Linked DNA regions of Homo sapiens: all the other regions are linked to region 3. A link is a contact called in ENCODE Hi-C or POLR2A ChIA-PET data. All regions are on one chromosome and are shown on one strand. Each heading gives the region's core, a stretch centred on a gene start or an enhancer-like site at or near the end of the contact. The rest is flanking DNA. Distances are from core to core; before and after follow the strand shown.

Region 1 (7,465 bases), core at 3,531-6,030, 8.4 Mb before region 3:
CACATAATAACAACTGGGAACAAAAGAAAGAAAACATATGAAGAAAAGTGATAAGTGGATGACAGGAAAAACAGAGCGGAAGCAAAAGAAAACAGTTTTGAAGGATTTGTTAACAACAGAGTGTTGGTTAAGTACATACGGTTTATAAGGCCAAAGGATTTGGCAATTTGAAGGTCAATCATGAACAGAAAACATAGTGTTCTACGAAGTGTTTAGAAGGGAGGAGAGAAGAAAGCGAAAAGGCAGACTACAGAGTGGGGTTAATGGGTAGTGGAGGAGCATAAAGAGAATTCTAGATCAGTGGTCCCTAAACTTCATTTCAAGGGCTTCAAAAAGAAACAGGGAATCTGACACAAGGTAGTGGACTCCCTTAATACTATCAATAAAATTTTTTTAACTATTATCACCATCATCTGAAAAAGGAAATGCCTAACAGTAAAAATGTATGAAGGCTAAAAATCCCAGAACAAAGGGAACACCTTTATGAAAAATCACTGTCGGCCGGGCGCGGTGGTTCACGCCTGTAATCCCAGCACTTTGGGAGGCCAAGGTGTGCAGATCACGAGGTCAGGAGATCAAGACCATCCTGGCTAACACGGTGAAACCCCATTTCTACTAAAAATACAAAAAAATTAGCTGGGCGTGGTGGCAGGCACCTGTAGTCCCAGCTACTGGGGAGGCTGAGGCAGGAGAATGCCGTGAACCTGGGAGGCAGAGCTTGCAGTGAGCCAAGATGGTGCCACTGCACTCCAGCCTGGGCGACAGTAGAGCGAGACTCCATCTCAAAAAAAAAAAAAAAGAACATAAACTCTTTGACTACATTTTCTTGTATTAGCTATGTCATATTTTTACACTTGGCAAACAAGCATTTTGTATATACCCAAAATCCACTTACTACATACAAACTATAAAGAAAAATATAAGGACACATTAGCAATATATATAAACTATGCCTTGCAGCAGCATCACAGGCGCTCAATAAAACTTTATTGAAATGTACTCAAGTGGTGTGGGCCACGCAATACTAGATGAAGAATTACAAGTCAGATTCCACTCTATAAAAAAGAGCTAAGACAGTATAACATAATGGTTACAAGAGTGGTAACATGACTACAGGCTTTGGAATCAGACAGACTTGGGTTCAAATCTCAGCTGCAATACTTTATGGCTAGGTGACCTTGGCAAAATGATTTAACCTACCTAAATTTGTCTCCTCACCTGTAAAACAGGAATACTCACCTCATGAGGTTATAGTGCTGATTAAATGGCAGTTTCTAACTTTTAGAAGTCGTAACATGATAGATGTTGCTGCTTAAAGATCCTTAAGTTAGTAGGAGATATTTTGCTTAGACTTACTTGATTTCTTCATTTTTAAGGGGGGAATCTCCTGAATTTTCCATTTTCAGGGTTTTCAAAAGCTGGTCTGGAATAGTAATTTGCAAATCCTAGTGTCTTTTCCATGACAAGATTTTAATGAATCTACTATGAAATTACAAAAAAGAAAAGTGTAGTGTAGTAATTTTTCTCTTTAACAGGCACTACTGTGAAGAAAGAATCACTTGTAGAACTCTAAAAAATATGCAGGCCTCTTATCCTCTGGAGATCTGGATTGATCTAGGGCTTGAAGAAAATGGACTGTCTGTGGAATTTTGGTAATTCATGTTATATAAAAGTTAAGAAACCACTGTCCTATGACCTTACTAACAATGCTTTACCTGAGTCTAAGGTAAGGAAGAATCAGAGACAGAAGAGCTTTAAGATGTGATCCTTTAGTTTGGTTCCAAGTTTCTAAGACAGACCTTTACTCTAAATTCTTTTTACAGAGAACAGAATCATACTGTAAAGTTCCTTTTAATATCTTTCCCAAAGCCAGGGAAAATATTATTCCCCATTAAAATTTTACATCAATATGGGGTATTCCTTAAGCTCTTCACGTTCTCTATTGAAACTATTCAATAATTAACACTTTAAAAATCTGTGTACATGACAGTGCACTGGAGACTGTACATAATAATATGTAAGTTGTCTTATTTCTAGATTGTCTTTCTTAAAAATAGGTTTAAGTTTACAGTAAAAATCCACTGATGCTTCACTACACCCTCCCACAAATATGTATTCAACACATACATTTTAAAATACGCATCTCACAAGCAATCTCAGTAGACTGAAGGCACCTAAAGCAAACTAGAAACCTTATTAAGTTAACCCAATAAAACATTTTAAATATATAACTCAAAAAAAAAAAAACCAACGCCATCATGAACATTTTATTCCAAAAGAATCAGTATGAAATAAAAAAGAGTCTAGAAACACTGTAGGACTTCTTCAAAACAAGGAAACAAACAAAAACTTAGGATGGCTAATAACAGTACTGTACCAATAGAATTGAAAGCAAGCAAGCAAGCAAAAGGAATCTACCTTAAAACACTGCTGCTGCTGTTAAGGAGACCTAGAAGGGAAAGCAAATGCTAGAGCAGGCAATAAAGGCTTCTTTAATATATAGTATAGGTTTTACTAATTTGGGCACAAGATATCTTTCTTCTCAGCTGCTTACATTAGTGAAGTTTATGGGTGAAAAATGCAATTGCTAACTTGAAGAGTGTTGAAATCCAAACTTGCATACAACAGTACAAAGGTCTAAGAAACCATAGCAGGGACTGGTGAAGTATTATTTAGTGAGCTTAGGCCTTACTGCATTTGTCAATCCAAATTTTAAAAACAAATGCCTTACTTACTTTACTCACACAGAAAATTAAGTTTGCAGTATGTAGTAGAAAGCTGTATACCAACAGAATTCTATAAATTTTAAGTATGTTAAAGCAGACTGTACACAACTTAAACCAGTTTTGACTTCAGCTTTTTTAAAGTTATGTAATTTTAAAGCCCAATATTATATCAAAACACAATTGTAAAGCACTGAAATGACTAACAAGTGTTACTTTTTTTTAAGACTTCATACAGTGTCAAAATACCCAAGTATTTTTTACTTTTGAAAAGTTTAACTTCACCCACTTTGTGGAGTCATATAAAAGTTTACTAGTTCAGAACCAAACTAAAGAGATGCATATTTGAGGACACCCTTTCTAGTTAATCCAATCCTCCTCCTTTCAGCACTACATTTGCCTAACGATTCACCATAGGCATATGACATATATGACAGCAAATACTGCTTACCCCCTAAATACACAACAGTCTGAAGAACAGGTGCAATACTATTTAGACACACGCTTTTTCCTTCTAAGCCTAAATTTGCCCTGGAAAGGTATTTAAAAATAAACACAAATACCCAAGAAAGTTAAATAACCCTTTCAAAAAGATGCAGCAATTTTGAGATCCAGGACATGAGCTGTTAACTACCAACAGCTTCCAAATGTGCAGCCTATCAAAGGTTCACATTATGAGGATCGAGTCAAGCTCAACTATGAAGGGTTCCGAGAACATCTCACTTTGCTTCTCCTGCAAGAGTAAGTAACATGATATAACTACGTTTCACTTCAAGGGAATATTAAATCTCTTCAGTCGTTTCATAAATACAGCATCGATCGTCTGGTTTGGTTTTTTTATAGATAAAGAAACGGATGGGGGAAAGGAGATCTAGTGGAGAGTACTGTAAAAAGAAAAATTCAGTGCTGAAAGCGTTGATGAGTCACTAAGTAAGGAATAACTACAGAGAATCCAAGTGAGTAAGGCAGCATCTCAGGTGAGAAAGTACTTAAAGTTGACGATGGGAAATAAAACTTCACAGGTCAGTCCCAAGTCACTGTGCACCCTAGCAGCCCAGGAAAGAAGCGTGGCTGTCAAGGGGCAAGCGCGTACCAAGTCTGAGGGAGGGGGCCAGATACGCCAAATCGGAAAGGGGGGTGGTCCGGAAAAGGGGGGTAAGATGCCTATCCTAGTCCCTCTCTTCGGGCTCTTCATCTCAAGAGGAACAAACAAGAGCAAACTCAGTGTTGAGAGGCCCCAAACCGGACTCTCCCACAGAGAGGTGCTCGGTCCCAAGCCCCGGAGGCCCGGGAAGGCCGCCTCCGGAGGAGCCCCCGCAGACGCCATACTAAAAGCCAAAATGGCTGCCCCGAGGAGGCCCGCACCGCGTAGCCAGTGAAGGTTGGGGAGCAAGCTTATGCGGGAAAGAGGGAGGGGGACTCCAGGAAAAGCCGTTGAGAGGACCATCACAACCTGAGCAGCACAGGTAGGTTCCGCTCGGCCTCCCAAGGCGCCGGCTCCGGCTGAGTGGAGTCCCCAGCCCCACCCCCCGGCCGGGAACCCAGCCGCCGCAGCTCCCGCACACCGACCCCAACGAGGTACCTGCAGTTCGGCCCGTTCCACCTCCCAGTGCGCCCGCTCCATCTCGAACCGAGCCCACTCGTGCTGGATGTAGTGCAGTATCCCCGGGATAGTGTACTGCTGCGGCCGGGACAGCTCGGGGCCTGCCGCGGGACCCGCTCCCTCGGAGGCCGGAGGACCCCCGCCGCCCGCCGCTCCGTTCCCCCCGGGCGAAAGGCCCAGGTTCCCCCCAGGTCCCTGCTGCTGCCGGGGAGGGGCCGCCATCCCCGGGCCGCCACCACCGCCTCCGGCAAGCTCGTCCATTGTGTGTGGGGCCCCGGCCGGGGCGCAGGGCGAGACGCCGACAGCTGGGGGAAGGGCCGGAGAGGGTGGCCCCGCGCTGGCTGCGGGGCGGAGGCCGGCCGGGAGAGGGGCGGGGAAGGGGTCGTTGCTGTGTGCCTGCCGTGGGTCAGAGCAGGGAGCTGCCGGCTGCCGCCATTACAATCCCTCCTCCATCTGCCCGTCTCACTCACTCACTTTAGGGGAAGGGGGGGCCTCGGCGGGAGGGGTGGGGGGAGAGTTGGGAAGGGGATAGGCGGAGGGCCGTCACTAGCGCACAGCATGCTGGGTAGCGAACGCAGCCTCACGCTTAATCGCCAAATAGAGTCCGGCCTCACCCTACGCCGGCGCACTGAGAACGCAGCCCGGGTCGCCGTTAGAGGGCGGGGAAAGAGCTCGGGCTCCGCCCCTAGGCCCGCCCTCAGACCCGATCCGGTGTCTGGCCGCAGCTACCGGACACCTGGGCTCCGACTCTGACTTTTGGAAGCGAGGCGGCCTTAGGCTTCCTGGTTATCAGTTTCCTTTTAGCAGGCCGTCCCCGGGCGCTGTTTCCTTCCCAGGGGTCTCTCACCCGTGTCCCGGCTTTCTGAGCTGGTTGTTAACCTGGCTGGTCGCTCTGGCCGACCGCATCCCGTCTCGGATTCCTGACGTTTCTTTTTCATTCTTTGAGTGTTTCAGGCAGTCCCAAGGGTGGGCCCTCTTTCCCTTCCTGTCACTCGCTCTGCCTCTGGTTTCTTAGAACCAGTCAGTTCTCTGCTGGCAAATAGCCAAGATCCTCCGGCTGTGGTTACTGATTCCTCGTCTCTGTCTTGAGCCTGGGCTTTGGTCCCATTTCTATGCGCTCGGTCGCCCGTCGTAACTTATTCCACTTTGCGTCCCCTCTTCTTTCCTTTTCTGGAATGGGTTGTGGGGGGGTTGGGAGAGGGGGAGGAGCGATTTTTTTTTTCTTGGGAGAAGAAGAGGTAGTGAATTCCTTTAGATCTTGACGATGATGGGTAGAGGGAGAGAAGTTTGAAGGAGACTGGCTAGACTAACAATTTGATACGGTAGAAATGAATGGGCTCACAAATATTGTCATCAATAGACTATTTTGATCGAAACAGAAAATAAAAGCACTGTGAGTACAACTTAAAATCCTAGATGAATGTTCTCCTGGGTCATTAAATGTTTAAGTGAATATGGCCGGGCGCGGCTGCTCAAGCCTGTAATCCCAGCACTTTGGGAAGCCGAGGTGGGCGATCACTTGAGGCCAGGAGTTCGAGACCAGCTTGGCCAACATTGTGAAACCCCATTTCTACTAAAAATACAAAAATTAGCCGGGCATGGTGGCGCACACCTGTAGTCCCAGCTCCTGGGGAGGCTGAGGCACGAGAATTGCTTGAGCCCAGGAGGCTGAGGTTGCAGAGAGCCGAGATCGCACCACTGCACTCCAGCCTGGGCGACAAAGCGAGACTCCGTGTCGGCAAAAAATTTAAAAAGTTTGAGGAATGTAACATATACATAAGAGACAAGGCTAATATTTTAAGTACAATAGTGGGTACTTTTATGTGCTTAGTTTCCTAGAAAATATCCTAATGCACTAGTGTGTTTCTAAAAATTAATATAGCTAAGAAGCATTTGTTTGAAAAATAAGACAAAAATAATTAACAACATAAGGAAATTAGGTTCAGTAATTATATTAATAGCGATGCAGGAAAATTGCATTGAAAATTTGTTACTTTTTAAAATTTTTTTTCTTTACTGCAAAAGCCAATAAAACTTGTACTATGGAGTATGCACTACCAACCAATCAGGAAGTAATTTCAAAAGAGATTAAGTAATGCATCTTATTTTATCACATCTGCTTTACTGTTATTACAGTTTAATGGAAAGCAGATTGGACCTGTTACTCATGCTGCCATGTTTTATTTCTATATGAAATGAGATCTTAGATTGCAGTACTATAATGTTAAGGACCATTTCTTCAAATTATTATTTTATTTATTTTTTTTTTTTGAGACAGGGTCTCACTCTGTTGCCTGGGCTGGAATGCAGTGGTGTGAGCTCTGCTTGTTGCAACCTGGAGCTCCCTGGCTGAGGTGGTCCTCCCACTTTAGCCTCCTGATAGCTGGGACTCCAGGTGTGCATCCACCAAGCCCAGCTAATTTTTGTATTTTTTGTAGAGACGGGGTTTTGTCATGATGCCCAGGCTAGTCTCCAACTCCTGGCTCAAGTGGTCCACCCACCTTGGCTTCACAAAGTGTTAAGATTACATATTTCTTCAAATTATTAAAGTACTATTTATCTTAGAGTTACCAACATACAACCTGTTTATTCATCCAATTCCTTTTTAGGGGGCGTCATAGCACATAAAAAGCTCAGAAAAATTATGCTGCCTCAAAGACATACACACACATACACACACACACACACACACACAGAGACATTTGTGGCCAGGTGCGGTGGCTCACACCTATAATCCCAGCACTTTGGGAGGCCGAAGCGGGCAGATCACTTGAGCTCAGGAGTTGGAGACCAGCCTGGCCAACATGGCAAAACCCCGTCTCTACCAAAAAGTACAAAAATTAGCTGGGCGTGGTGGCGCTTGCCTGTAATCCCAGCTTCTCTGGAGGCAGAGGGGGCAGTGAGCCGACATCATGCCACTACACTGTAGCCTGGGTGAAAGAGAGAGTGAGATTCCATCCCAAAAACAACAACAACAACAAAAACCATTTGTGAGAATGGTTGACCTGATGATAGCATCAAAAGAAGACTAACATGCACACTTATAACTGGTAACTTGAGCTTAAGGAAAGACTGGATTTCTTATCCTTTTTGTCTCCTCACCTACCCTCAAAACAAAAACAAAATCTCTACTTCTATT
Region 2 (7,364 bases), core at 2,554-5,053, 8.0 Mb before region 3:
TAGCTGGGCATGGTGGCATGTGCCTGTTGTCCCTGCTACTCAGAGGCTGAGGTAGAAGGATCGCTTGAGTACACTCCAATGACTCTGTCTCAAAAAATAAAATAAAATAAAAATAAACAAATAAATAAAACAAAAAAAACCCTGCTTTGAGTAAAGGTACCTTACTGCTGCTTATGATAAACCCTATGAATGGCATAGTAAAAAGAGAGAAGTTTACTAAACGAAAAAAATTTCCCATACCAGATCTAAATTAAAACTTAACACAGTTGCTAGAGAAAATATAAAAACTCTTCCTCTTCCCTAGACTTACAAAAGGCTAGAGTTGGCCGGGGCGGTGGCTCAAGCCTGTAATCTCAGCACTTTGGGAGGCCGAGGTACGCGGATCACGAGGTCAGAAGATGGGAGGCCATCCTGGCTAACACGGTGAAACCCTATCTCTACTAAAAAACAAAAACAAAAGCAAAAAACAAAACAAAAAAAATTAGCCGGGCGTGGTGGCTAGCACCTGTAATCCCAGCTACTCGGGAGGCTGAGGCAGGAGAATGGCGTGAACCCGGGAGGCGGAGCTTGCAGCAGCCCAGATCGCGCCACTGCACTCTAGCCTGGGTGACAGAACAAGACTCTGTCTCAAAAAAAGAAAAAAAAATTAGATGGGCGTGGTGGCACGCGCCTATAATCCCAGCTACTCCGGAGGCTGAGGCAGGAGAATCGCTTGAACCCAGGAGGCGCAGGTTGCAGTGAGCCTAGATGGCGCTACTGCACTCCAGCCTGGGGGACAGAGCGAGACTCCATCTCAAAAAAAAAAAAAAAGGAGAGAGTTGCCAAAATTATAAAACTTTACACTAGGTAAATGTAGCAGAAAAACCATGCCCTTCCTCTATCATTACACACTGCAGATCCAGAAGCATTTATGAGTCCTACAATTACCTGACATTATAATGAAAAACCAAGATTAATAAGTAAAAGTGAGGCTGGGCGCAGTGGCTCATGACTGTAATATCCCAGCACTTTGGGAGGCCGAGGCGGGCGGATCACCTGAGATCAGGAGTTGGAGACCAGCTTGGCCAACATGGTGAAATCCCGTCTCTACTAAAAATACAAAAATTAGCCTGGCGTGGTGGTGCATGCCTGTACTCCCAGCTACTCGGGAGGCTAAGGCAGGAGAATCACTTGCACCGGGGAGGTAGAGCTTGCAAGTGAGCCAAGATCGCGCCACTGCACTCCAGCCTGGGCTACAGAGCCAGACCCTGTCTCGATAAAAACAAAAACAAACAAACAAACAGAAGAATTAAAACTGAATTTAATCTATTTCCTCCTACAAAAGATTTAGTGATTAAGCACTTAAGAGCTCTAGTTCAGGGGTCCACTAATTTTTTTCTGTAAAGGACCAGACAATACTCTAGGCTTTGGGAGCCATACGGTCTCTATCACAACTACTCAAAAACAAAACATGCACAGCCATAACGAAGGAGCATTGTTGTGTTCAATAAAACTTTTATAAAACTGCCAGCAGAGCAGATTTGACCCACAGGCTGTAGATTGCTGAGCACTATTTTAATTCAAAAATTTAACACTAGAACTAGACAAGGGATCTAATTAAGTGACACAGGCAAGTCTTTACTAAGTTTTTTGGCCCCAGTTAATTGATTTCTCAAATGAGATTTAATAACAGTTTCTCAATGTCTCCTGAAAAAGCAGAAGTGTTATTTATATGAGGACTGTGGTCTCATTAAAGGATTGTTCAAACTCTTCAATTATACTATGGGATAATTAATGAACCACACAAGACTCAATAGAGCTTTTTAAAAAAATGCAGATGTCATTAAACGCTTAATTCAGAATAATTTTAGAATTTAAAAAATTCAGAATTTAACCCTTATGTTATTCATAGTTAAGAAAGACTATTATAAACTACCTCAACCTTTTTGAAACAAAGCAAGAAGAAAGGTAAGTGTATTGGTTAAAGACAAGTAAAAAAATAATTTTTTTCTGTAGATAATATATTCATTAGTTTAATGTAGTTAATTTTAATTAATAATTTAAGAATTAAAAAGGTACTTTGGAGTCATGTATTTTCTGTGACTAAAGTCAGATACAATAATGAATAATACTAAAAAAGTGACCTAATCTAACATCCATAAATAGTGGAGGGAACTTAAGCTAGAATTCAGGTCTCCTGACTTTCAGGTGAGGAGTCTTTTCTTATTCTCCTATTCTATAGTCATCTAGGTAAAACAACTGCATTCCAAGGCACAACAAATCCATACTACAGTATTCTCCAACTGTCACTATTCTTATATTATAAATCCTGCCTGCTTATCAGTGAAGAAAAAAAAAAAGTCAATGGCATTAAAATGTAACACAAATCTCGGCTTCGATACTTTATCTAAAATTACTTTCTCAAAGACATACTTTCTAAAATGTTTGGAAAATTAAACAAAATTCTCCTCTCCCCATCCAACTAATGCTCAATTCTAACCACACTTCTGCTTTCCCTACAGCTTAAGTAATTTCACTGGGAGTATTTTCTCTGGAAGTTCTTAAGTGTACTTGTGGGCCCCTTTTTTTCCTCCTTAAACTTCTAATATCTTTCAGGCTGTAAATTCCTTAAGGGCGCCTAGCCCCAAAAAAGTGCTGCATATTTGTTCAATAAATGAATGCACATAAAAACAATGGATAACTATGACCTTTAATGTAGGAGCTCAAGCCATTTTATTATTATCTGACTTGACAGTCAAGAAAATTATCCCAACTTGCCAGAGGTATCCATTACTGTGATAAATAAACACTATAAAACGCTTTATAAAGTTTCTAAAGACTTTATAATCACTTGAAATAACGCCGCGTTGGCCGAGAGTAGGGTGAAAGAAAATGTTTCCTCACACTAAGCAAATGCCACCAAAGGAAAAGCTTTCTTTCCTGGAGAGAACTGCAACAGTTAGAAAGCAAATATCCACACTCTCCACTGCTCCCTTCTGGGAACTCTCTTTGAGGGTTCCTGCAGAAAACGAACGGGCCTCTGAGGAAGCTCGCCCGAAGGCCGGGCCGGGGCCCGGCTCCTGGCTGACCACTGGCGCAGCGGACGCCGCAGGGCGGGTCCCGGGAGCGGCGAGTTGGCGAGGCGGGCTCCGACTTGCTGACCTTCCCCACACGCCCGGCAACCCCGGCTCCCGCTGGCGGGCAGAGTCCACGCCTACCTGTTGTGCACAGGTGAAGCCAGACTTTCCCGTAGTCCAGGAGGAAGAACGGACCACGCTGTTTATCAGCCGACCCTGTGCCCCAGTCAGCCCCTTCTCGGCGGACTCCAGCCCTTAGGGTCAAGACACCTAGCCCCTCGACCGGTTCTCCCACCGGCTTCTTTCGCGATCACATTGCTGCCGCGACCACCCTCGGGATCCCCGAGCGCTCAACTCATACAGCGGCCCTGGTGCGTTCTCCTTCCCAGCCAACAGGCAGCCCAGACACAGCCCCCTCGCGCCCGGAGGTGTCCCCGCTCCCTGGATCCCCGACTGCCTGCCTTTGGGGGTCCTCCTCAGCTGAGCGTGCGTCCCGGTCCAGCAACGTTACCGGCTGCTCTGCTAACCCTAGCAGAGTCTGGAATTGCCGGCGGCGGCGACAGCGAGGCATTGAGGTGGGCGGGGCGCGCGTGGGGCGTGGCCGGAAAGCTCTCAGCGGCGAGCACCGCGGGAGCTAGCGATTGGGAGCGCGCCCTGCGCCGGGCCGCTGGTCCAAGGCCCCGCCAGCTGGCCGCCGAGCCATCGAGCGCCCACTCTGGCAGGCGTGACTGCTTCACCGTCGAAAGAGCGATGGAGACTGCGGCCCAAGTTAGGATTAGGACAGCGGTTTTTCAGTCCGGAGATTCCGGCCACAACTATTTTTGTCTGTTTTTATCGTAAGCCAGAGTCTTTGGGTGCAGCTCTGGGACACCTAAAGGGCCTGGAGAAATTCAGGCGGGGCCAGTGCTGTGGGGGTAGATGTTAGACGTGGAAGGGACCCTAGAGAGCCTTGACTGTGAGGACTGAGGTAAAGTGACTTGCTCAAGGTCACATACTAAGTCAATGGCAGAACTGAGACTAATAGCCTCTTACCTTGAGTCATGTGCGTTTTCCCACTACACTCAGCGTTTTAAATGTCATTTTTCAAGTTTCATTTTGAATCTATCTCCAGCTTACAAAAAGGTTGCAAGTATAGTACAAAGAACTTTTTTTCCCTGAATTGAGATTTAAATTGCTGACACCATGCCACATTGTCCCTAAGCACCTTCTACATAATCACAATATAACCATCAAAATCAAAACATTTACATAACTCGGCGTTTTACCAATTGTCCCAATAATATTGTTTATGGTAAAAGATTCCGTTCAGAATCAGGCATTGTATTTACTTATCATGTATCTTTCCTACTCTTCAAACTGGAACTCTCAGTCTTGCCTTGCCTTTCATATTCTTGACGCTGTTAAAGATTCCTGGCCAGTTATTTTTGTAGAATGGCCTTCATTTTGGGTCTGTCTGATATTTACTCATGATTACATTTAGCTAGGTATGACAGGACTCTAGAAGTGTTGCTGCTTTCTTCTCATGGCACCCTATCAGGTGGCACGATTTTAACTTCTCTCATTACAGATGTTTACTTTAATAAGGTGATGTCTGTTAGGCTTGTCCAGTGTGGTTACTTTTTTCCCCCCTTTGTAAATTAATAAGTATTTTGTGAGGGAGACTCTGAAACTCTCCTTTCAAGATATTTGTAAATATCTTGTTTCTCATCAAATCTTCAGTTAATGTATTTATATTAATTAGTATGGATCCAGAGGTTTCTATTTTGTTAAATGACTTATAATCCGTTTCTTTCTCTCTTTTCTCTCTCTCTTTTTTTTTTTTTTTTTCTTGAGACAGGGCCTCCTTTGTTGCCCAGGCCGGAGTGCAGTGGCTATTCACAGGTCGATAATGCAATCATGGTGCACACTACAGCCTTGAACTTCTGGGCTCATGTGATCCTTCTGCCTCAGCCTCCCAGGTAAGTAGCTGAGACTGCAGGCATGCACACCACCACACCAGCCAATATTCTGTCTCTATCATTATTTATTTTGATGCTCAATTATCCCAAGTTTGGTGGGTAGGGGCCCCATTCATTCTATCTTCTGTGATATGTGTGTGTGTGTGTGTGTGTGTGTGTGTGTGTGTGTTCAATTTTTTTTTAAGACAAGAAGACAAGGTCTCATATTCATTCTAGCTTCTGTGTTGTGTGTGTGTGTGTGTGTGTGTAATTTTTTTTTTTTTGAGACAAGAAGACAAGGTCTCACTCTGTCACCCAGGCTGGAGTGCAGTAGTCTGATCACAGCTCACTGCAGGCTCAACCTCCTAGGCTCAGGTGATTCTCCCACCTCAGCCACTCAAGTAGCAGGGACAATGGGTGTGCCACTGTGCCTGGCTAATTTTGTTTGTTTGTTTTTGTTTTTGTAGAGACAGGGTTTCACCATTTTGCCCAGGCTGGTCTCGAACTCCTGGGCCCAAGCGATCCACCCGCCTCAGCCTCCCAAAGTGCTGGGATTACAGGTGTGACCCACTGTACCCAGCCTTAAATTCTCTCTCTCTTTTTTTTTTTTTTTTTTGAGACGGAGTCTCGCTCTGTCACCCAGGCTGGAGTGCAGTGGTGTGATCTTGGCTCACTGCAGCCTCCGCCTCCCGGGTTCAAGCAATTCACTGGCCTCAGCTCCTGAGTAGCTGGGATTACAGGCGTGTGCCACCATACCTGGCAAATTTTTGTATTTTTAGTAGAGACGGGGTTTCACTGTGTTGCTCAGGCTGGTCTCAAACTCCTGACCTCATGATCAGCCCGCCTCGGCCTCCCAAAGTGCTGAGATTACAGGCATGAGCCACCGCGCCTGGCCCCAGCCTTAGATTCTGTAAACATTTTATTGTAAAATATTTTTTAATACAGAATAATTAAAAGAGCTTTAAATACCATATACACATAATCCAGATTCAACATTAACAGGTTACCATTCTGAGGCCTTTTGACACATCCCCATCATTCTTTCAGCACTCCCCTAGTTACTAGGGCAATTAGATGTTTCATACTCATCCTGCTCCAGCCTTGGATGTAATCATTTATTCAGGAGCCCTGATTCCTTATAGCGGAGAATGGTATTTAGCACTAGGTATGCTCACTGCTATTGAGATATCCATAGCCCAGGCTGTCTGAGTGGATGCAGTTAGGGAATATTTATACATTCATACACATATACAGCACATCTTTATATGTATCCTTACACACACATTTACAGTTATATTTCTTTGTCTAACAATATATATTGAAAAATCATGTGTTCACAGTAAAACCTCCAATCCAGCATCATACAGTTCATTCTAGTTTTTGCCCTTCCACATTTATAACTACTTTCTCCTACAGAGAGAAGCCTGGCTCCCATTATCCTTGAGATATTTACTTATTTGAACAACCCTGCTATGTGTGAGCAATCATCCATAGTTGCCATCTATTCCTTTGGAGGATACTGCCCTTACCCCACTAAGGTTCTGAAAGCCCCAAATTAGCCATCTCAAGCCCCTCTCTCATCTTTCTTTCCTTACCATCACTCCCACACCCTGTGATCATGCCTAGCCCATAAACCCTGCCGACAATGCTCAGACCCAAACATCCCTTGCCAAGCATCCCCCTTACCTCACTTTATATAGATTAGACATACACTATATATAATCATATATATTAGTTATATATTCTTTACAGCACCCTATATACACATACATACATTCAATATATAGATTAGTTATATATCTCATATATTCATTATATATTAATTTTTATAAAACCCTATATATACACACACTATATATGTTATATATCATATATATTTGTTATATATATTACTTACAGTACCTAAAACATGAATCACATATATAGTGTGTATATCATGTATATATGTATATATATAGTGTGTATATATACAGTGTGTATATGTATATGTAAAGAATAATATGCAAGACATATATTGTGTACATGTATACAGGATATTGTAAAGTACCCTAAAAAAGGAACAAAACTATTATAGGATCCTGAAGGAGAGAGCAATTACTATGAAGTACAGCTGGGAGGCTCATGAAGGGTTTAAAGAGATGACATTTAAAATGGGCTTTGAAGGACACATAAGGATGGATGAGTAGAATATATGCTATTAGATATTGAAAAAACTCTGGACCTTTTAGCAGGCTCAAAGCAGAGAAAGAAATTCATTTTGCCTGAGTACACGGTATGAGAATAACAACATTAGAATTTCAGAATTGGAAGGGATATTATGTATCGAGTCCAACTAATAGTTTTACAACAGATTCAAAGATGGCTCCAGACT
Region 3 (7,987 bases), core at 4,757-7,256:
GTCCCTAAGTCGCTCATAAAATGGCCAGGGTGATTGTCTTAAAATGCAAATGATATCACATTATTCTTGTCCTTAAAATTTTTTTCAGTGACTTCTTCTATCCTTGGAATATATTCCAAACTTCATTAAATAAGCCTACCTAACCCCAATTCTTCCTTCTTCTACTTCTCAGAACTCATCATGGCATCATTTTCATCCTCACTTGCCACAGCCCTGTCACACTTTCTTTTCCACTGCTCGAACAGACCAAAAATTTGTCTGGCTCAAGACCTTAGCGCTTACTGTTTCTTGTGTGTGGAATGCTATTTGCTCAGATCTTCAGATGGGCAACGCTTGTTATTCATGCTGCAGCTCAAATATCCTTCTCAAAAGAGGTTTCCCTGACACTTTACCTAATGTTGCCACCTAGTGACTATTACATCCTTCTGTTTTATTTTCAGATTTTATTTTCACAACCTGAAATAATCCTTCTTTCCTTTGTCTACTTGTTTCTGTCTTCCTTCCTCCTCTAGAATGACTCCGTGAGAACGGGAAGCATGTCTTCCCCGCCTGGCACATAGTACGCTCTCAATAATTGGAGGAAAAAACCCTAGATTTTCTATAACTATCATTTTAGCTCCTAAATAAATTGGTCAAGTTTGGTGAACTCTCCCAAGGCTGCCTCAGAACTAACAAATTAAAATGGAGATATTTAATCACTCCACTCAAAAGCTGCTTAACACCCTCATTTAACACAGTCAAAAAATTTTAACTTTTTTTTCCTTGAGTTTTACACCCTATTCCATCTATCAGTTGCCAATACAGCTGTGGAATAAAAAGTCCTAAAACCTCTCATAACAGCCTTCCAGGAGGTTAGTTTCTTTAGCTTTCCTTCTCAGTAACTTTGAGGCTATCCCTAAGGAGCCTCTTTTTCAGTTTTTAGGTAAGGAGCCTGCTGGGAATGCAGTGTCACAGGAAACTAATTCTTGAACAGGGCAGATTGGTCACAGGCCCAGTATATTTTAATATATTTATTCTGTAAATGGGCTTTTTAAAGTAAATAATAACAAAGTAAACTCTCAGAGATGAAACATTGTTAGACATATTTATTATACTACCACAGGAGAAATATTTCAAGAAAAATAAGGCTAAAAACTGTTGGAGATAATACCTTCAAGGCATTTTCTACCATCTTAGGTAGTAATCTGAAATGTCCAGGGAATTTTTAACCCATTTTAAAATGCATTTTTAGGCAGGGTGCAGGGGATCACACCTGTAATCCCAGCACCTTAGGAGGCAGAAATGGGAGAATCATATGAGGCCAGGTATTAGAGACCAGCCTGGGCAACACAGTGAGATCCTGTCTTTACACAAAATTAAAAAAATATATATATCAGCCAGGCATGGTGGTGCATGCCTGTAGTCCTAGCTACTAGGGAGGCTGGGGTGGGAGGATCATTTGAGCCCAGGAATTTGAGGCTGCAGTGAGCTATGATCATGATTGCTCCATCCTGAGTCACAGAGCAAGACTCTGTCTCAAAATATTTTTAAATGTCTTTATTATTGTTTCTTGGTAGGAAACAATACAAAGGTAAGATTCTCCTTCACTGTGCATGCCAAATCAACAAGACCCAAATCTAAGTATTATTAATAGATCCTTTTTAACTTACAGGATATATAAGCAGACACAGTCATGAAATGGTCAATCTACATACAAGCAGTTAGAGCTGTACCCAGAATCTTAAAAAGAAAATCAATCTTGTACAAAATTTCTCTGGTCTGTTACAATATGCATTCTTTTTTTTTAAATTTTTTTTTGAGACGGAGTCTGGCTCTGTCACCCAGGATGGAGTGCAGTAGCACGATCTCTATTCACTGCAACCTCTGCCTCCTGACTTCAAGCGATTCTACTGCCTCAGCCTCCTGAGTAGCTGGGATTACAGGCATGCACTGCCACACCCGGCTATGTATTTTAAAAGAGATGGGGTTTTGCCATATTGACCAGGCTGGTCTCGAACTCCTGACCTCAAGTGATCCACCCGTCTCGGCCTCCCAGAAAGTGCTGTCATTACAGGTGTGAGCCACCACCCCTGGCCAACGATATGAATTCTCAACAACAACAAAAAAGTACTGCCCCTAACAGCATTCCACCCAAGAAAAGCTTATGTAAAACATTTATACAGCCCATAGAAGCATAAACCAGATGAAGACAATGTGCCTATGGCTACTCTTCAGGTATTTTTAGTGACTGAGTCTATTACCTATTATCATAAATCTTACCATGAGCTCTCGTTTTTCCTAAGGAGTCTGAAATACAGCATTTTAATAGGCAGTACCCAACCTGACAACTGGATTAAATGCTAAAAATGCATTTATATCTATTTGTTGTTTGCACTTCTAGGTACAATTTCTTATAGAACGACTGCAGAGAAATTCAGCCTATGTGACCTAAAATACAGTTGAATGAGTACTTACTGCCCCTCTGTTCTTACTATTAATGAAGAAGACAGGTATCCTAGTGCCCTGTAGAGAAGGAATTTCTGAAACGTGAAGGACTGTGTGTTACCCTCAGAGAGGCACTTATGCACCTTCTTTATCCTTATTAGTTGTTCCTAAAACCTAAGATACAGGTATGGCAACTATAATCACTATGAGAATACATGTATATATATAACCCAGGAACCAAGCAAAACAAAATGCCAATTGTCCTCTCTGAAGATCAGCACCCTTGAAAAGTTCACACAATTCAAGTTTATACTTTTAATTATTTTCCTGAGGGACATGAAAATAACTGGAACAAAACAAAATAACAGTCTGAATTGTATGAACTGTATAAAGGAATTCAGCACAAAGCCTGGAAGCAGAATGCTTATGATCTGGTATGATTCACACCCCCTCTTTTCTACTTATAGAATGGCAGAAATCATAAAGCAAAACCATTGTAAATTTAACTTGGAAATGTAAAGAGCAATGTCAAATGTCCCAAGTCTATAGTTTAAGTGATTATAGAAAGAAATAATAGGCTTTACTAGTCACTGATAAACAATGTGGTTTAAAACATTTTCAGATTTGTTAAAATTTAAAGGAAACTAGTCTTATTTATGGATTTAATATTCATATTAACTTTTCCAATATCACAGAGTATCTCAAAACACTTTCAACAGTAAAGATGAGATTAACTTATTTCCAAAAACCCTTTGATGTATCATTAGTACAAACAACATGCAATTACACTACATTTTGAGACAAACAGAATGAATATGCTACCAAAGCAGCATGACATACAACACCATGCTAATAGTAGATGACAAGCAAACCTTAAAATTAGGGATGACGGGTGTGATGTTTTTGCATAGAAGTGATAGCTGACCCAGAAGGGCAGGCATCGGTGGCCTTATAGAGAAGCAGATTGGGATGCTAATAAAAATTGTAGGGGTAAGGAAGAGAAGGACAGGAGAATTAAGCTACAAAGCAAAGATGTGAAATATCTCCATTTTGCCTGTATGTTATCCACCCATCCAACCAACCAGTTATTAAAATACTTAAAAGGAACTAGACACTTATCAAGTCTTGTTCTTACTTGGGTCAAAGGCACATACAGTGTTTGCATGGTTGCATAAAAGTGCAATTTGATCTCAGTACAGAAAAATCTAATTGGTACTCACTCATTGAATTCACCCTCAACCTTGGTCTCATTAGTAAGTGCTCACTGACTGAAACTTTGCAACTTTTGGGTCAGTTGGTCCTCTAGCCATACATTCAACTCTGAGAAAGTCTCTAACCTAATCTGTTTTTAGCTTCAATGGCCTCTCCTGCCAGATAAAACCAAAGTAAGGAAATAGAATGTCTTGCGAAAAGCTGTGGAAACGCACAGGCAACTGGAATAATGGAGCCATATCCCAGATACAACTTGGAGCTATAACTTATCTCTTGACTTCTAAATTAAGACACAGATTAATGGCGCATACATATATATATATAACCTTATATCTATATATATCTCCTAGCATTAAACCAGGGACTGCTCTCAACCTTGTTCAACATAATGTTCAGTATATTTACTGCAAAAGGACACGCTTTCGGAGAAAAACAATGCCGTACAGCAATGTGCAAATCACTTGATCCTATAAAGGGTCAGTTTCCTTTCTGTAAAACAGGGTTATTTATCATTACCCTGCCTCATAGTGCCACTGAGAGGCTCAAACAACACAGTGAATGTGAAACTGCTGAAGTATTTTTACTATGTAAGGTGCTCCTTTTGTGAACGTCTAAACTTTCTTCTAATAAGAGCTTTACTGTAAGGTTCTTTAGAATATCCATATAAAGAAGATCTAAATTAATAGGGTTTTGGAGGTGGCGATGGAGAAAAATGATGATTGGGAGGGATACTGGGTCAGAATATAAGGCGTTAGTTCTGGAATTACAGTGAAGTCCTGATGCAAAACCAGAACAGTTATGTGCTTACCCTCTGCAGACCCTGGCCAACTCCCTCGCTGCCCGCCCGCCTCCTCCGCCCGACTGTTACTTTTAGGTGAACTACTGGGGAGAAGTTGAGTGTGGTGGTGTATGGGGAGGGACTTTCAACCCTGAAGATCAACTTCTTCCCCAATCCCTTTAACAAACACTCCTCCTCCTCTTCGGGCCTTGTTCAGTTAGCCGAAACTATTTCTGGTAAGAAAATGGCTGTTACAAAATTTCTTTTAGGCAGCGTCCTATGAGTACCTACTCCTTCCCTCACCATGAACTATTTCTAACAGATTCAGAGTCAGAAAATCGTGTTATGTGTATGTTTTGTTTCTTCCAAGGCTCACCCACAGGCCTCACCCTCCCAGTCTTAACGCTCCCATATATAAAATGAAAAGTGACAGCGCCTGTCAGCTCCATCCCACGGCCACCAAGAGGATGAATGAGTGCCTGGAAGGCGCCAGAAGTGGTGTCTGTTAAACACCCCGTCCACCACTGTTTATAAAGTATCGTGATGAGTCCCGTTATGCCTTTCCGCTCAAGGAAACCGCCTAGTTAGAACCAACACTCTCCGTCACTGAGGAAGGCAACACTGAAGTTGGCCGGGCACGTATTATGCACAGAATCTGTGTCGGGGTGCGGGGACGGAGCGACCCCCCGTTACCGGGCGGGGCGGGGCTCAGGGCAAGCCTACCTGTTGTTCCGGATGCTGACCAGCACGCAAAGCACCAGCTCCAAGTAGGTGCGCAGCACTTCCAGCCAACGAGCTGAGAGCTGCAGGGCCTCGACTTCCTCCCCTCCAGTCCCGGTGTCCGCGCCACCTCCGTCCCCTGGGCCACCGCCGCTCAGATAGTTCTCGGCGGCGAATTCAACACGCAGCTCTCGCACGAACCAGCCGCACTTGCGCATGAGGAATTCCAGCCGAGGCTGCTCCGCGGGCGAGACGCGGAGGCAGATGCGGAGCTGGGGCCACAGGGCCGGATAGAAGAGGCACTCACGCCAGTGCGAGCAGGAGGCCGAGGCCCGCAGCCGGTCGGGCGCCGGCAGAAAAGAGAAGATGTGCACGATCAGCTCGCTGGGCAGCGACGCAGCGCCCGCCGCCTGCCCGCACAGAGCCATCCGGCCCCGCCGCCGGCTGCCGGCTCCCGGCCGCCCCCGCAGTACCCGGAGCAGCCCCCGCAGCCGTCGCAGCTGCTGCAGCCGCAGCCGCCGCCACCGCGCCACCCGGGCGGCCCCGGCTCGGGTTCGAGCTCCCGGCGGTCGGGGCTGCGGCACTGACAAGAACAACAACATCAATGACTAGGAAGAAGGGGGCGGAACCGTCGTGGGTCTCGGCGGAACCAAGTAGAACACAAGTTGTGGAGAGGGGGAAAGGCCTCTGCGGGCGTGGCCTGCCGGGAGCCAGCCTCTGTCTTCTCAAACTCTACTCACGTGCGTCCGAGGCCGGCACACTGAGTAACTGCACTGCCCTCGCTCGTAAACTTCAGCGGCCCGGAAGCCTCAAGGCGTACTGTAAGGAAAAGGCAGCCCTCCCTGCGCCGGTCGGCAGAGACAGAGAAGTGGTAGGAGCTGAGTTTGACGTCGCCGCTGGTGGGAGGAGTCCGGCGCGCACCGGCGCGACTTCCGGAAGAGGGGAGCGCCCGATTGCCTGTAGGGACGGGAGGCGCGGCACGTGATCTCTGACGCACGCAGGCCGCGGGGCGGGGCGGGGCTGGGCGGGGCGGGGCGGGGCGGGGCTGGGCGGGACTGGAACCGGCACTTGGCACCCCTTACGCCTTACGGTGGCCGCTGCGCCCAGTCACATCTGTAAGTCGGTTAATTTTGGCGCTCGGTCGATGGAGGTGGCGGTACTCTGGTTTAGTGCGAAAGGTCGTCACGCTTCTTTGTAAAACGTTTCTCAGTTTGGGCTGAGGACCCTGAGCCAAAGTGGCGGCATGCAGGGTCTTTCTCAGCCATCCCACCTGCCCAGAGTAGGGTTAAGAATTCCTGAGATTGCGCCGCTGAGAGGGAGCTGGCGGACGGGCGGGCTAACCCCGGCGGGCTGTGCCGGGAGGGGCGGTGTGGGGCGTGGCGGAGGCCGCGAATGGACCTGCCCCCTCGGTCCAACCACGCAGGTGGACTTCCGCGCACTCGCTGGTGTGTGGGGAAGCAGTGAGGACAGCGTCACCCTTTGGATTCAGAGGGAGAGAAAAAAATTGGCAAAGGGATCTGAGATCCGCAGGTTGTGACCAGCCTCTTCTCCAGGGCTTGAGGAAGGGTCTCTTTTCCCTGTGCTGAGATTTAAGGCTCTCGTTGAAAAGTTCACAGTAATGACAGAGCTTTGATTTTTTTTCTTTCTTCTTCTTCTTTTTTTGCCTGGTATCCCTAACTTAGATTTTCCAAACCATGTCCCTAACTTCACCACAGCCTACTGCAAAGTAAACTCTGGTTGCAAAGAGTGGTGAAGTCAGAAAAGATTAAGTGACTTTATGTAATAATCGAGGGTTGCTTTAGGGAGGCTGCCTCTTTATGTAATAATTGAGAGTTGCTTTAGGGAGGCTGTGATGTTGGAATAGCATCGTTCTTTTGTGGTAAACACCAAGACTTTTTGGACTTTTTTTTTTTTTTTTGGTTTTAAGGAGCGGAGAATTTAATAGGCAAGAAAGAAGGAAGAAGGCTGAAGGAAGAAGCTCCCCACTACAGAGACAGACGGAGGGGGCTCCCAAGACGAAAGAGGAGACCCCCATTCTAGATGTTCTTAACCCTTTGAGGGCAAAGCTCTCCGTTTAATGCCTTGCACATATCAGGTTGCCAACAACATGGTGTGGTTTATCAATTGTGATAGGTTACTTATTCGAGCCCCTGTTTACAAGAGTTTTAGGTAATTATACCTTATTAATTTTAATGAACTCTTAGAGGGCGACCCCAGTCGTGGGTTCGGCAGGATGAAACACTACCCATTTACCAGTTTACAGACATTTAGGTCGTTTCGAGTTATGAATAATGCTGTGAACATTCATGTGCAAGTCTTTATGTGGACGTATGTTTTAATTTGTCTTGGGTAGATACCTAGGAATGAAAGTGATGGGTCGTAGGGTAGTTCTATGTATAACTTTTTGAGAAACGGAAACTTTTTCCAAAGTGGCTGCATCATTTTTCATTCCCACCAGCCATGTATGAGGGTTTCCAGTTCTCTGACTTTTTTTTTTTTAATATTCTAGAAATGCACTGTAATTTGAGATTGATATTTTTTTCTTAGCATTTTGCTAGCAACAAGCTACCATCTTGGAGATCATTAATAATTAGTCTTTAATTATTAGGAATGGTTCCTGAGTAAAATGAAAATATGTCAGTCTGCCATAAATGAAATTCATTATTTTAGAATTTCAAACTTTCTTCTTAAATGAAGTGTGGTAGGAATCCTATTTTAACAACTGTAAGCTAAAGAATTAGCTGTGAATCTTGCCCAGTTTCAATAATAAATCAGTGAATTCCAATGGTTGCACAAAATTTATCTTATCAGGCCAATATATTTACTATTAATTAAATGTATATTGAGTATGTA
Region 4 (7,754 bases), core at 3,939-6,438, 8.2 Mb before region 3:
CTGCTGGGAGTTGATTGTTTAAAAGAATTTTAAAAGACCTTTCCAAATCAATCACTTTATTCATGGAATAAAGTGCTAAAATAAAATTCAAAATTAGATATTTATTAATGATGGCATCAGTGGGTAGCCCACTTTACTCAAAACACTTAACATACATTCTCTCCTTTAATCCTCACAAGAAGGCCCACTGGAAAAAAGACTACTGGCTGGGCATGGTGGCTCACACCTGTAACCCCAGCACTTTGGGAGGCTAAGGCAGGTGGATCAGGAGATCAAGAGATGGAGACCATCCTGGTCAACATGGTGAAACCCCATCTCTACTAAAAATACAAAAATTAGCCAGGTATGGTGGCACGCACCTGTTGTCCCAGCTACTCGGGAGGCTGAAGCAGGAGAATCACTTGAACCTGGGAGGCGGAGGTTGCAGTGAACCAAGATCGCACCACTGCACTCCAGCCTGGGCAACAGAGCAAGACTTCATATGAAAAAACAGAAAAGAAAAAAAGACTACTGCCATTTTACAGGGGAAGAAAGTAAGGCTCTCAGAGGCTAATGAACACAACAGACCAAGAATCTGAACCCAAGTCTCTGATGCCACAGCCCATTCTTTCCATCTCACTATGCCTCCCTCACTAGTTTCAAGAAGGAACCAGGACAATTTTCCCTTGTAACAACAAGAAAATCTGGCTATAGAATGAAAAGCAAACTAATGTTTAAAAACAAAACAGTCACAAAATTAAACCAAATGTCTAGTTTTTGGAGGTTACTGGTACACTACCCCAAACACGGCTAACCCCTTCAACTTGAAATACTCTTGTATCTTCATATAGTAAATCATATCTGACTTAACTTTAGGTTCATTTCCTTAAAATTACATTATAAAGCCAGGTGTGGTGGCACAGCCTATAGTCCCAGCTACTGAAGAGGCCGAGGCAGGAGAATCGCTTGAACCCAGGAGCTCGAGGCCAGACTGGGCAACATAGTGAGGCCCCAGTCTCTTAAAAATTACATCATACTATATATGAATAAAGCCTAGAAAGGAAAATGGAAAAAATAACAGCTGTTATGTTAGGATGGAAGGATTTTACATAGAGATAAATTTTATGTTTTAAAAATTTCATTTAAATTGTTTTAACATGGCAACACTTTTTTTTTTTATTATACTTTAAGTTTTAGGGTACATGTGCTCAACGTGCAGGTTTGTTACATATGTATACATGTGCCATATTGGTGTGCTGCACCCATTAACTTGTCATTTACATTAGGTATATCTCCTAATGCTATCCCTCCCCCCTCCCCCTACCCCACAACAGCCCCCGGTGTGTGATGTTCCCCTTCCTGTGTCCAAGTGTTCTCATTGTTCAATTCCCACCTATGAGTGAGAACATGCATTTGGTGTTTTGTCCTTGCGATAGCTTGCTGAGAATGATGGTTTCCAGCTCCATCCATGTCCCTACAAAGGACATGAACTCATCATTTTTTATGGCTGCATAGTATTCCATGGTGTATATGTGCCACGTTTGCTTAATCCAGTCTATCATCGATCGACATTTGGGTTGGTTCCAAGTCTTTGCTATTGTGAATAGTGACACAATAAACATACGTGTGCATGTGTCTTTATAGCAGCATGATTATTATAATCCTTTGGGTATATACCCAGTAATGGGATTGCTGGGTCAAACGGTATTTCTAGTTCTAGATCCTTGAGGAATCGCCACACTGTTTTCCACAATGGTTGAACTAGTTTACAGTCAGTCCCACCAACAGTGTAAAAGTGTTCCTATTTCTCCACATCCTCTCCAGCACCTGTTGTTTCCTGACTTTTTAATGATCGGGCAACACTTTTTTAAATGTCATAACAAATACTTCTACTACATATTAGTACTAAACAGAAGCTACGAAATGACAATTGACTTGACTGACAAGTATGATTTTTAAAATACCAAAAGTAACTTTCAGGTTACCTCTAATGAAATCTATGAACGCAATTTTTAACTTGAGAGTCAGGATGAGGAAAAAAATAAAAAATAAAAATAAATTTTAAAAAATCTACTTTACTATAAATCCTGCTAAAACAAGTGTCAACTAAGGGCTAAGTTATTCTTACATACTCAAAATTCTGCCAATGACAAAAACTAATGGAAATAAATGGACCACTAACTAATTGTAATTTGGAAATTTTATTAGTAAGGATTTTTATCTTAGTACTGTTTTAACAAGAGTTACAACTGAAAGTTATTCAATAATCAAAAATGAAGGTACTTTAAAAATTTTGCCAACTGAGTAATATAAACTTTATTCCCACCTAAAACACATTAGGATAATTATACCAAATTTTTTAGGTCAACATCTCAAACATTTTCTACTAATTACCTTAAAATAGCATTAAAATGAATAAAGAAACATCAGAGTTTTCAATTACTTATTACTGGAGTTCAAAACTGTAAATACAAATGTAAAATAAACAGTAAAAACGAAACACATGTTCAACACTCAGAAGAATGGTTATTCTGACTGGACAAGTTATGACTTATATAAGAGGGAAAAAAATGGCTGTAAGGTCTATCTAGTAAGAATTCTCTTTTATATTTTTGCATATATACTAAGTTATAACCTCCCAATAAAACTGTTTAAACTCCCCAAACTTCAAAATGTTTCTACTACTCCAAATTTTCTACTCTTCTGCTACACGGTTAAGATCCAATTTATACCTTCCCAAACTGAAATTTACAAACCAATAATCGGCTTTAACAAAAGTACTGTCATATGACAACATCAATGAAGAAATGGGCAGTTCAAAACATATGTTTATTATCATCTCTTATTCCATAAATCAATTTCATGGTACAGAAATAGATACCTTTAAGAAAATAAATATTTGTATTTTCCCCAGTTCATGACATATTTTGAAAATGAACCAACCAAGCTATGGGTTAAAATTAATATTCCTACTAATTCCCATTCATTCAACAAATATGTATTTGTGTCATCGTAATCATCAGTCCTAGAGTTTCTTCACCTACCAATTTTTATTTCTTGGAAAAGTGTAAACACAAAACTCTTCAGGAATATTTTTAAAGATACGTGTTAAAATTCACTAGAGAAATTTCTACACAAACTGAAGTCAGCAAATGGTTGAAAACAGATGTCACTACAGTAACCCAAAGGAACATGATGAAGGAATGTACTTACGTTTCAAAACAACGATCCACGTTGTCAGACATCAAAAGCAGCATGCATAGCTGTTCAAGGGCTATTAGTTGCATGTCCCTTTCATCTCCCTGTCCCATCTGTAGCCATTCCAGCAATGTATCTGGGTCCACATCTGCCATGGTTTTTTAAAAGTCTCTTTGCTTAAATTTGAAAAGTAAAGGGAGAAAAGTCCTTTAAATTCCGGGACTGAACAGCTTGGGCTTAAATTTTTCTTCCTTTACATCTGCTAGAACCAAATTTTCATAGTGTCCTCCTAGCAATTAAAAAAGACTCCTAAGTACGTTTGGACGTAAGAGTGCTTAATGCAGTTTTTCAACTTTCCTTATCCGCCAGGTTTAACGTACAGATATCATACCAAATGAAAACCAGTTTTGCACAAGAGTATATAAGCTGATTAGGTTGCTGCTTAACTAGAAACCAGAGCTGTCTGTGTCAAAGACAGTCAGTCAAGCTTCAGGTCCCACTACTGCTATCACTAAAGTCTATGCCAAAAGGCAAAGAACACCTAACTAAAGGTTCTGTTTTTTCCAGCAAACTTCATCCCCCTCCTTCTCTACCCAAAACTGATCTTCAGATAAGGGTTAGATTCAGTATTTTGAGGAAACTCTAAACACCTTGATCCAATCCCCCTCCAAATTGTTTCTCCTTCAAAATTACCTCCAATTTCACATATTCTGCTGACTTCTCAATTTACTTCTATTTTAAAGATATCCAAATACAAACGACAATTATATACAAGATTTATCTATGAATAAAGAGTTGGTTAGGAATTTTGGCAGTCTTGGCAACTATTCTTAAAAGTTAAAAAAATAAAAAAATTAAAAAAGGAAAGGCTAAAAGTAAATGCAATGGACCAGCAGGTTACGGATCCGAACGAATGTAGGCCAACCTAGGGCCCTCTTTCCCCAGCTTCACAAGATAGGGCAGTTGGTTAAAAAAACAAAAACAAAACCGAGAAGCAACCCCAACAGGTAAGTCATTACAAAAGCGCCCCGTAAGCGCCCTGACTGGAGGACAGCTTTGGGTCCCACGTAACGCAGCCGCAAGTGTGGGAAGCCGGCGGCGGGGCGCGGTGGGCACCCAACGGCGGCGACCAGCGGGGTTGACCCCACACCCGGGGCCCGGCCGAGCCGGGCGCTGAGAGGCGCTGGCCCCCGCGCTGTGGTTCCCCAGCACCAAACCCCGCTAAGTTAACTACCTGTGTCTACGAGGAAGGGAAGTTCTGGAGAAGCAGCAGCAAGCCTTCGTGCCCGAGAGGAGGCCGCCGGGCCAGGCAGGGCGCCGGCTCTCCCGGGAGCTGCGCCCGGAACTCGAAGGCCTGGCAGCGAACCCTTCTCAAGGGCAAAAGGAGCCGGCCTGAGGCTCTGGCGCGGGCAACCGGGCCCCGCCGCCGGCAGGGCCCCGGGAGGGGAACAAAGGGGCCAGCGGGGAAGTCGGCAGCAGCCTGGCCGACCTCACTCGGCGCCGGGGTCTCGCTTTCCGCCACTCGCCGGGCGTCCGGGATCCGCGCCCCCACGCAGGGCCCTTCCGACGGTCCGAGGCGCTCCCGCCTCCCCTTCCCGCAGGCTCTTACTCGGGCTTGTCGTTCCAAACCGCTCCGATCCAGCTCCCAACAGGCCGCCGGCAGAGCCAGGCCCGGCCGCGGCCCTAGAGTTCCCAAGAAGCCGCAGGCCGCGCAGGTCGAACCGGGCAGGCGGCACAGGAAAAGCCGCGCCTCGTCCCTCCCCTTCCTCCGCGAGGACCTGGTGACAGGGAAGCGAGAGGTTCTCGCGTGCGGCAGCAGCCAGCGGACGTCCAGTCCCCAGCACGCGGCTCCTCAGGCCCTGCAACTCAGAGGCCCGCGCGGTGCTGCGGGCGACGGCGGCGGCGGCGCGGCGGGGAGGCCCAGTCCATCGCGAACCGGGAGGGGGAGGGGAGGAGGGTCGAGGGAGAGCCAGGCGGGGAAGCTGCCGAGGGCAGCCGAGCCCGGCGGAGGCGGAGCAAATCCACTCCCCCGGCGGCGACCCCGCCGGCGGCCACCTGGGGCGCTGCGGGACGGCCGACCGCCGCGCAGGGGCGCCAAACCGGGTACGCCGCGTCGCCGTCCCTGCCCCGGAGCTCTCGCCCCCGCCGCCTCGGGCTGTGTCGTACGTTTCTGCCGCGGCTTTTCTATGGTGCGCCCTGGCCCCCTTTTCGCTTCCCTGTCAGTCCGAGCGCGCTCATGCACGCACGTCCAGCTTGCTTGGCGCCGTGGCTAACACTTTGCGCGCTCCTGCGGAGGGCGTCGCACGGCACAGCACAGCAAAGCTGCGGCCCAACCTGTCCCCGCTGAGCCTTCCGCCCAGGCCACCCGCACTCAGCCACGATCTTCCCTCCTCGCGCACGGAAGTGCGTCGCGTAAGGAAGGCGTCTCCCCCCGCTCCTGGGAGGCCGACCGCCTGGCGGTTCACCCCAAAGAAAACCCTTCAGAGCAACCCTGGGAAAGAGGTGCTGCCGACGATTATCAACGTTGTACAGATGAGACACTGAGGCTCCAGGAAAGCGCAAATGCAGGCCCAGCGCCGTGCCCGGTCGGCAGCAGCACTGAGAGTGCACTTTTGACTACGTTTCTTGTGGCTTGTGGTCACAAGTATGTCTGTGGTTATTCTTTTCAAACTTTATTTCACACGCATTCAGAATAAAGGATGCATGCTTATAGGACGTAGTTGGAGCCCGGAGACGTCCTACTGTACTCTCACTTTCAGCTTTTAAACAAAAAGAAAAATTAATACGACATGATAGTGTTTGAGACATGGTCCCTCAGGCAACCAGAGGAGCTGCTAGGTATGAGTAAAGAACAGAATTTGGGTCCGCTGCGTTTCCTGTAATCCCAGCACTTTATGATTTTACTCTCTTGAGGCCCGGAGTTCGAGACCAGCCTGAGCAACATAGACCTGGTCTCTGCAAAAAAATTAAAATTTAAAAAATAATTACCCAGATGCGGTGACGCACACCTATGGTCCCAGCTACTGGAGCGGTTGAGATGGGATGATCCCTCGAGCCCAAGAAATTGAGGCTGCAGTGAGCTTTGATAATGCCACCTCACTCCAGCCTGGGCGACTAAGCAAATTTGTCATTTCCAAAATACTGGTTCTTTTTTTTCTTTCTTTTTTACTACTTCTTTAGAAAAAGAACCAGTATTTTGGAAATGACAAATTTGTACTTCAGATAGCTATCCGCGCATGTCCCGTTGTCGCAGGTAATGGTCCGTTTAGGTATCCTGTTAACGAAACAAGAGGAAAAAGAGGATTCAACTATTTTGTCCCAAGTACAACACATGAGGATAATTATTTAGATGTCATGAGTGTGAATTGGAGCTGCCAGGAAACTTCAAGAAGGAAGTGGCATTCCCTCTGGACCTTGAAGAATGGGTACAATGTAGACACTGAAAGGAAAGGGAAGAACATAAAGCCTGATATGTTCCTAGACATAGGAAAGGTCACCTGTGCCCCCAGCAAAGAACCAACAGTAAGCAACAGAGAGAGAAATTTGGAGCTAAAGTGGGGAAGGCCTTGAATGAGGAATGCAGAAATTAGGCTGAGCTAAGTAGCAAGTTCTGGACTACAACACTGGAAAAACTAGTCTTAAGAAGACTAATTATGGAAAGTGTCTAGAACGACTAAAAGGATCTATCTAGACGAGACTAGCTGGAGGTTGTCGAAATGCTGCAATAATGGAGGAAAGAAAAGTCTAGTTATTGGCAATATGAATGGGGAAGAAATCTAAAAATAATTTTTGAAAGAAGATATATCAGAATTTAAATGATTAACTTAAAAATTTCCGTCCAGGCTCCATGGCTCACACCCGTAATCCCAGCACTTTGGGAGGCAGAGGCAGGGGGATCACTTGAGCCCAGGAGTAGGAGACCAGCCTAGGCAACATAGGGAGACCCTGTCTCTACAAATAATTTTTAAAATTAGCTGGGTGTGGTGGTGCACACCTGTAGTCCCAGCTACTCAGGAGTCAAAGGCAGGAGGATCACCTGAGCCCTCGAGGTCGAAGCTGCAGTGAGCCATGATCATGCCACTGCACTACAGCCTGGGCAATAGAGCAAGACCCTGCCAAAACAAAAAACAAAAACCCTTAACGTAGAAAGAGGACTTGGAAGCTAGGAAAATGGTGATGCTATTAACAAAAAATAGAAAAGTTAGAAAAAGGGATTATACCTTTACCAAGTTTTTTGTTGTTTTTTTTTTTTTTTTTTTGAGACGGAGTCTCGTTCTGTTGCCCAGGCTGGAGTGCAGTGGCATAATCTCGGCTCACTGCAAGCTCTGCATCCCGGGTTCATGCCATTCTGCTGCCTCAGCCTCCCGAGTAGCTGGGACTACAGGTACTGGCACCCACCACCACGCCTGGCTAATTTTTTGTATTTTTTAGTGGAGATGGGGTTTCACCATGTTAGCCAGGATGGTCTCGATCTCCTGACCTTGTGATCCGTCCGCCTTGGCCTCCCAAAGTGCTGGGATTACAGGCATGAGCCACTGCGCCTGGCCACCTTTACCAAGTTTTTAAGATATATATTT

The links. Hi-C counts contacts between places; a loop is a spot of excess contacts on that map. ChIA-PET counts read pairs that join two places held with the same protein, here RNA polymerase II (POLR2A). Pooled maps may share reads with other maps.
Region 1: a map of naive thymus-derived CD4-positive, alpha-beta T cell shows a loop between it and region 3 (12-fold over the local background). The contact joins the promoter of STRN3 here to the promoter of FBXO33 in region 3. A Hi-C loop is called at or near these places in 1 of 168 maps with a recorded cell type or tissue (naive thymus-derived CD4-positive, alpha-beta T cell), 1 of 37 single-sample maps with no recorded cell type and 11 of 50 pooled maps.
Region 2: a map of naive thymus-derived CD4-positive, alpha-beta T cell shows a loop between it and region 3 (13-fold over the local background). The contact joins the promoter of HEATR5A-DT here to the promoter of FBXO33 in region 3. A Hi-C loop is called at or near these places in 1 of 168 maps with a recorded cell type or tissue (naive thymus-derived CD4-positive, alpha-beta T cell) and 6 of 50 pooled maps. POLR2A ChIA-PET finds 5 or more read pairs at or near these places in 1 of 52 experiments (HepG2).
Region 4: a loop to region 3 is called in a map of naive thymus-derived CD4-positive, alpha-beta T cell, with 14 times the contacts of the local background. The contact joins the promoter of HECTD1 here to the promoter of FBXO33 in region 3. A Hi-C loop is called at or near these places in 2 of 168 maps with a recorded cell type or tissue (both naive thymus-derived CD4-positive, alpha-beta T cell), 1 of 37 single-sample maps with no recorded cell type and 10 of 50 pooled maps. POLR2A ChIA-PET finds 5 or more read pairs at or near these places in 2 of 52 experiments (CD4-positive, alpha-beta T cell and naive thymus-derived CD8-positive, alpha-beta T cell).

Annotation. Positions count from the first base shown.
Region 1 is chr14:31,021,599-31,029,063 of GRCh38, forward strand. It overlaps STRN3 (striatin 3), which reads right to left and starts at 4,781. Exons shown (of 18, transcript NM_001083893.2): 1 at 4,306-4,781. The coding sequence starts at 4,587. It overlaps AP4S1 (adaptor related protein complex 4 subunit sigma 1), which reads left to right and starts at 4,051. Exons shown (of 6, transcript NM_001128126.3): 1 at 4,051-4,189. RefSeq lists enhancers at 3,730-3,829, 3,900-4,009, 5,120-5,279 and silencers at 3,999-4,180, 4,320-4,579, 4,670-4,989.
Region 2 is chr14:31,416,955-31,424,318 of GRCh38, forward strand. It overlaps HEATR5A-DT (HEATR5A divergent transcript), which reads left to right and starts at 3,804. Exons shown (of 4, transcript NR_110045.1): 1 at 3,804-4,023; 2 at 4,890-5,014. HEATR5A (HEAT repeat containing 5A) reads right to left here and starts at 3,596. Exons shown (of 36, transcript NM_015473.4): 1 at 3,518-3,596. RefSeq lists a silencer at 3,057-3,176 and enhancers at 3,287-3,336, 3,767-3,916.
Region 3 is chr14:39,426,427-39,434,413 of GRCh38, forward strand. It overlaps FBXO33 (F-box protein 33), which reads right to left and starts at 6,007. Exons shown (of 4, transcript NM_203301.4): 1 at 5,138-6,007. The coding sequence starts at 5,736. It overlaps LOC105370461 (a long non-coding RNA gene), which reads left to right and starts at 6,013. Exons shown (of 8, transcript XR_007064121.1): 1 at 6,013-6,093. RefSeq lists silencers at 4,996-5,125, 5,566-5,695, 6,436-6,605 and an enhancer at 5,796-6,045.
Region 4 is chr14:31,202,605-31,210,358 of GRCh38, forward strand. HECTD1 (HECT domain E3 ubiquitin protein ligase 1) reads right to left here and starts at 5,189. Exons shown (of 43, transcript NM_015382.4): 1 at 4,412-5,189; 2 at 3,193-3,353. The coding sequence starts at 3,332. RefSeq lists enhancers at 4,081-4,594, 5,107-5,618, 5,596-5,765, 5,619-6,130 and silencers at 4,236-4,445, 4,566-4,775, 5,076-5,415.